2 separate regions of the Mus musculus genome follow, and region 2 is linked to region 1. A link is a loop called in an ENCODE intact Hi-C map of the cell type or tissue named here. Cell type or tissue: heart. All regions are shown on one strand. Links, peaks and the distances in the headings refer to the core of each region. The heading gives the core; the rest is flanking DNA.

Region 1 (2,907 bases), core at 157-2,656:
TGTTTGTTCAGCCTTGGTAGAAGAGGATATCACTCCAAAGCCTCTGGGACTTCAGGTTTCATGGGGTAAAGACAAATTTCCCCATTCTTATCTAAACAGAAGAATTCCACCCGCTCCGGCTCCATCTTCCTAGAATCTTTATGCATCTCTTCCTTCTAGCAGCTCCTCCTCTTTCCTTCCCCTCCTCAGCGGAGAGCTATAGAGAAGCAAGTTGCTTTGGTAAACTCCGTCATCCCTCTCAAGCATATATTGAGCATCTGCGGCACACCAAGCACTGTATGCTAATGTGATAATGGGAAAGACAGGCCAAGTGGAAACACTGCTATCTAAGGAATAAAGAATAAGCATTGGGCTAGCAAGAGGCCATCTCTCACACAGCCCTGCCTCCTCTACCAGGGTTCACTGAGATTCATGGGAATCTGGAACCCAGTTGAGCGAGCACTGAACTCTGCCGGCAGACTTTTCTCCGGCCTGTTTTTGCGTTTGCTCGTTCGCCCCTGAAACAGCAGGTGTGATGTCCTTTACCTTAAACATGCTTGCCAGTAGTAACCTCTGACCTCCCAGAAACTGCTTGGCCTTTCTAAAATACACGGAATTTTAATTTGCTCATTCTTTTTTTTTTTTTAACCATCAAAAGATAATTAAATTACCACTGTTTTAATTAAAATAGCATTGTTGGCAAGGATGTCATTGTTTCCCAGTCCTCTATTGCACCATTCCTCAAAGGTATAGCTGAGGTGCGAGGTGAAGACATTCCTTCCTCTAGCCTCAACTCTCAGTGAAGATGATGTACCTCACCAGGCCACCTAACCTTGAGGGTCAAGAGCACAGGCAAGACCCTCTAAGCTACAAACCTGTCACTACTACCACAAGGCCAAAGGCTGATGCTGCTCACAGTCTAACTTGACTTATTTTCCCCTTCTTCTCAATTGGCCTCTCTTCCAGGGGTGAAGCCTTGGAAGCACATGGATAGCCAACTCCCTACAACACTCTTCCTGCTGAATTCTGAAAGTGTGGTCAGGATTCTCAGGAATCTTTAGACGCAGGCAAACAAGGCAAAGGGAATCCAAGCTATTTTAGGAAAGTTTTTCAAAGATGGAGAAAACCACAAAAGGTCCCTTTAGCATTGTTATCTACAGTAAGAAGAGAGGCAGACACCAGGTGTGCTGATGTGATTGGAATGGAAGCTTTGGCTGATGAGGCCCAGGTTGAGATAATTAAGAAAATGAAGCAGGGTTTCCTCTAGGATGCTAGTGCTGACTTTGAGCTAGAATGGTCAAGAAGATTCCAGAAAGCAGAAAAGCCTTTACCTGCTGCTGTTCCACAGTGAGGCCTTTCATTTACTACAGATCTTTAGGAATGCTGTAGCGAGCCTAAACCTTAAAGTGGAGAGGAGACATCTGAGCAGAGGGGCTTCTGGCTCAGACCTGGGTCTTGGGTCTTGTACCTTAACTGTTTGTTTATTTTTATTGGGCTTTCCAGACGCAAGCCCTCCTCAGGAACTCTGGGAAGCACAAAGAAGAAAGATGCTGGGACAGGGTAAATCTCAGGGGAGGGATCAGGGAGGGGACATCTGGGATGTGACTTATATAATCTCTGAGTTTCCTCTAGACAGCTGCTGTTGTCCTGTCCAGAGGCTGAAAAAAACCAGAGCATCTTTGCTTCCTTCCTGCCCGCCATTCATTGGTCAAAAACTATCATTTATGAAAGGAAGCCAACTCTCACCATTGTCCTTTCAAGATAGTACCAGAAGCCTGAGCATAGTCTCCTGACAAAGGAACATGGGGGTTCCTTGGGATACCTGGACCTAGAGTACCCCCAAAGTGTGAAAGGGTCCCAACAGCAAAGTTGGCTGCAGTTGGTTCCCTGGCTGCAGGAGCTATGGCCAGAGTGTGTCCCCCATTCCTTAAGTCTGTGTGTAGATGTCTCAGTCTCCACGGTGACTATTTGGATGTGAGATCTTTAGGATGGAATTCAAATTAAATAAGGTCACAAGGGTGGGCCCCAATCTAGTAGGGCTGTTGGTCTTACAAGAAGAGAAGGGGACAGCAGAGGTCTCTGTCCCTTCAGAGGAAGAGAGAAAGGGACATGTGAAGACACAGCCAGAAGGCAGCCAGGGAGTGTGACCAGGATCTGCAGTTGAATGGCATTTGGTCGTGGATTTCTGAGCCCCTAGAACTGTAAGAAATGAATGCCTGCTGTTTAAGCCACCTGATCTGTGACATTTTGCTAGAACAGCACAAGCGGACTAAGAACGATGCAGTAACCCTTAGCTGGTTCATCACAATATCCGTGAGAGAGCTCTGCTAAGACAGTCTGCAGTCCCAGGTACAGTGGGATCCAAGTGGCCACTCCTAATCTGCCATTCCTTAGCCCCTGCCATTGGTACAACAGTTAGGGTCCACTTGAGATCCTCTGGGTTTCGCCTCTTGCTTCTTTACCTTAACTTGCTTCAGTAACTAACCTTGCTTGATAGCATAGAAGTGGGACATACCAGGAGGGTATTCAGTATACGGCCATTCCTCCCCTACTGCTCAGTCAACCTACAAGGAATGAGAAGCCAAAGAACCAACCTGTACCCCAACTCCCTGCTCATTCTTCAGTTTGGAGAGGCTGCAATGAGGCAGGAACCTTCTAGAGGACAGGAGTCTGGTTATCCTGCTCATGTGACAATTAGGTGACAGTTGTTAGCAACCAACCACCTAGACTCTACTGAGCCCAGCACTACAGGGCAGAGGCTTCAAAAGCCACAGACTGTATTCTCTAGCAGAGGGGACAGTGCCTCGTGGGGTCTGAAGCCCAGCTGTTGACTTCTGGATCTGGCCTGCCTCTCATCGGCCAGCAGCTTCAGAGAGGAAGAGAGAGGTCCCGCTGCAGACAGAGACCTGGAATCAGTTTTGTCTCGTC
Region 2 (2,907 bases), core at 95-2,594, 350 kb before region 1:
CAGGGAGATTTCACAGGGAAAAGAATCACATTAAAAAGGAAAGTGGGCGGGGGTGGGGGAGAAAGAGATAGCTGGGGGAGAGAGACAGAGAGATAGAGAAAGAGATGAGAGAAGAGAGACAGGGAGGGGGGCTTGGGGAGCGAGGAGAAGGGGAGAGGAGGGAGAGCAAGTGGGGGGAGAGGAGAGGGGATGCGGAGTCTTTGTCACTGCCATGGTGCAAGTTTGTTTCCCTAGTGGGGGATTTTCCAGGGGCTCTTAGTGTTGTGGCTTTACGGGGTAAATTCGGTGGAAAGAGGCACACTTCCCGTGCAGAATGTCCTTTTAACTCTCTCTTCTGCTCCTCTGCGCTTTGCCTCTGAATACACAAGAATCTGTATTTGTGACTGCCAAGAGCTTTCTGCTGGGAGGGAGGATGCCTTGTAAATAAATCACTCGTTCACAGCCAGTTAACAGGGAGTGTCTTTCTCACCCGTAATTACGGTTTTGCTTTGAGTTAAGAAGGTTGTTTTTTGGGGGCAATAAATTCTGGTGTCAGTTATCCTTCACTCTCTCTGGAGTGAGCCCTCAGCTGGAAATTGGTGTTCTTAACAGTTGGACCTCTGGGGTCTGGGAGGCTGTACAGCAGAAAATCGACCCAGCGAGGGGGGTGGGGGGGGGGACAGGGGAAAAGGTCCAGGAGGGGAGAAAAGAGGAGGAAAGAGAGATAATAAAGAAGGGGGAAGATAGAGAAGAAAAGTTGATGCGATGACTTTCTAATTTTGGTAATAGGAAATGTGAAAGTTAGGAAAGAAACCTCGGTTCCTATCAACATATCTCATATTGTGGAATTTTGGTGGCGCATTACCCTGAGATGTTTGAAAACTTTCGAAACTGTGTTAGGCCCATGGTTAACTACTTACAGTGGTGTGTGTGTGTGTGTGTGTGTGTGTGTGTGTGTGTGTGTGTACCTATTCTAAAAAGCTTCCGCAACACGAACACACTTGCATTGTTGTGTCACATTGAGAAAACCTTCCAGCTAGAAAATTTCAAGTAGAGTAAGGAGTGAACTCTCCCATGCAGATTGTTGACAGAAAACCTTCCCAACATCAGCTTTAATATTTCTGGGTCAGGATATGATAAAAATAATCCTAACACTTTGAAAACATGATTTTTTTTTTGAGTCCTCTCCACGGTGGGTTCATAGCTTTAGTATTCTGACCCTTTGAGTAAATCTGTGATGATGAATGGCCTAGCAGCCTCTGCCAAGAGTAAAGTCATTTGGTCAGATTTTAGCAATCCCAAGCTGTTGCTAAAGCCCAGTTGGTAAAGCCTGCTGCCAGGGTCAAGGGCTTGTCTGCGTCGCAGGGTATAGCTCTGGTCTTGTGCTTCACGTGACAGGCGGGGTTATTTAAGGCAGGAGTATGTGGTACTAGTCCAGCTGTGTGCCTTTGTCCTGTTTCTGTTTTATGTATGGGCCAGGCATGTGGGATCTGGCTGTCTTGACCTATGATATTTCCATGTGATCCCAGCTTGGAAGTTGTCCGAGGGAGCAGGAGACCGGGGTGGAGGCAAGGGTGTGCTCTCAAACAAAACACATCCGGATTTGATTTCTGGCTCTGAAAATCTTTGCTGGGTCATCTTGGGCAAACTATTCTTTCGTTTCTATATGAAATGGGCATTGAGTGCCTACAAGAAGACACTGCCTTCTGACCTAGCCCACATTCTTAGCTTGGACAAACCTGAAAAGCTCTGCTTTGCAGATGACATCAGGACGAGGATTTGGTTTCTTCCCTGCTTTCTTTACTGCTACCCTGGTTCAGGTCACCAATAAATTCTCCGGGATTATCACATCAGTTTCTGAATCCAGCCTCTAACTCATCAGGCAGGGTGAATCTCTAAAGATATGTGCTGAAAACTCACAGTCCATCCTGCTCATTCAGCATAAAACTGAAAAGCAAGCCGGGCGTGGTGGCTCACGCCTTTAATCCCAGCACTGGGGAGGCAGAGGCAGGCGGATTTCTGGGTTCCAGGCCAGCCTGGTCTACAAAGTGAGTTCCAGGACAGCCAGGGCTACACAGAGAAATTCTATCTCGAAAAACAAAAACAAAAACAAAAAAACTGAAATGCTTACCATGCCCTCGGAATTCCCATGTGTGGCGGCAGATGTTTGCAAATCTAACCGGGAAGTAGAGGCCAGAAGAGGGGAGGATTGAAAATTCAAGGCCAACTTCAGCTACATTAGAACCCTGCCTCAAGAAGAGGAAGTAAAAAAAAAAAATTAAATTTTGTTCCTTTAATTTTGTTCCTTCTTAATTCTCTGACCTGGTCTGTATAGGCTATGCTGCTGACAAGGCGATTTGAACCTCTTGTTATTCCTAGAACATAAGAATGCTTCTGCCTCAGGGGACTGTGCTTGCCTCCAAGCCCATTCCCTTTCCCATCCCCAGACCCACACTTCATATTTCTCAGCAGCCTACACTCTACACTACAGGGTGGTTGGGTTGTCTCTGGTCTGCCTTGGGATGCAGGTTGGATAAGAGCAGGGAGTGTGTGCTTCTTGCTGATTTCTGTATCTGTAGCACTTGGAAAAGTGTCTGGTGGATTAGCAGAAAACCAGAAACGACAATGACTGTTAGAAAACATGTATTTCCGTCTCATGGGGTGAAGTCTGGGGGCAGACGCCCCAAGGCTAAAGTGGGCATCTATAAAAATGAAGGACCAGTCTCTTTCTGCTTGGCTGTTTCCTCTTCCTTCCACTGTCTCACATGCTTCTTCTTGTGCCTCTATAGGCTTGGAGGGGCAGAACCATCTGCCTCCATTTAGCCATCAAGAAGAAGCAAGAGGGATGGCATGTGCTCTGCCTGTGTCTAGAACATGCCGACTCTACTTGCACCCTATTGACAGTCATCATCGTGGGTTGTCAGTAAC

Evidence for each region. Peaks named below come from ENCODE experiments on the same cell type or tissue, not always from the same donor. Only the 100,000 strongest peaks of a DNase experiment are listed, where the experiment ranks them.
Region 2: a loop joins it to region 1, with 2.3 times the contacts of the local background. A loop is called at or near these places in 2 of 42 quality-filtered maps.

What each region holds. Positions count from the first base shown.
Region 1 is chr13:44,066,163-44,069,069 of GRCm38, reverse strand. No RefSeq gene overlaps it. Among named protein-coding and RNA genes, the nearest start is that of Gm33489, 22 kb to the right of the region's middle. In heart, for the core only: no CTCF peak of the experiment used is centred there; a DNase peak (open chromatin) is centred at 1,619; H3K27ac peaks cover 1,895 bases.
Region 2 is chr13:44,414,659-44,417,565 of GRCm38, reverse strand. No RefSeq gene overlaps it. Among named protein-coding and RNA genes, the nearest start is that of Gm33958, 16 kb to the right of the region's middle. In heart, for the core only: no CTCF peak of the experiment used is centred there; a DNase peak (open chromatin) is centred at 1,455; H3K27ac peaks cover 1,818 bases.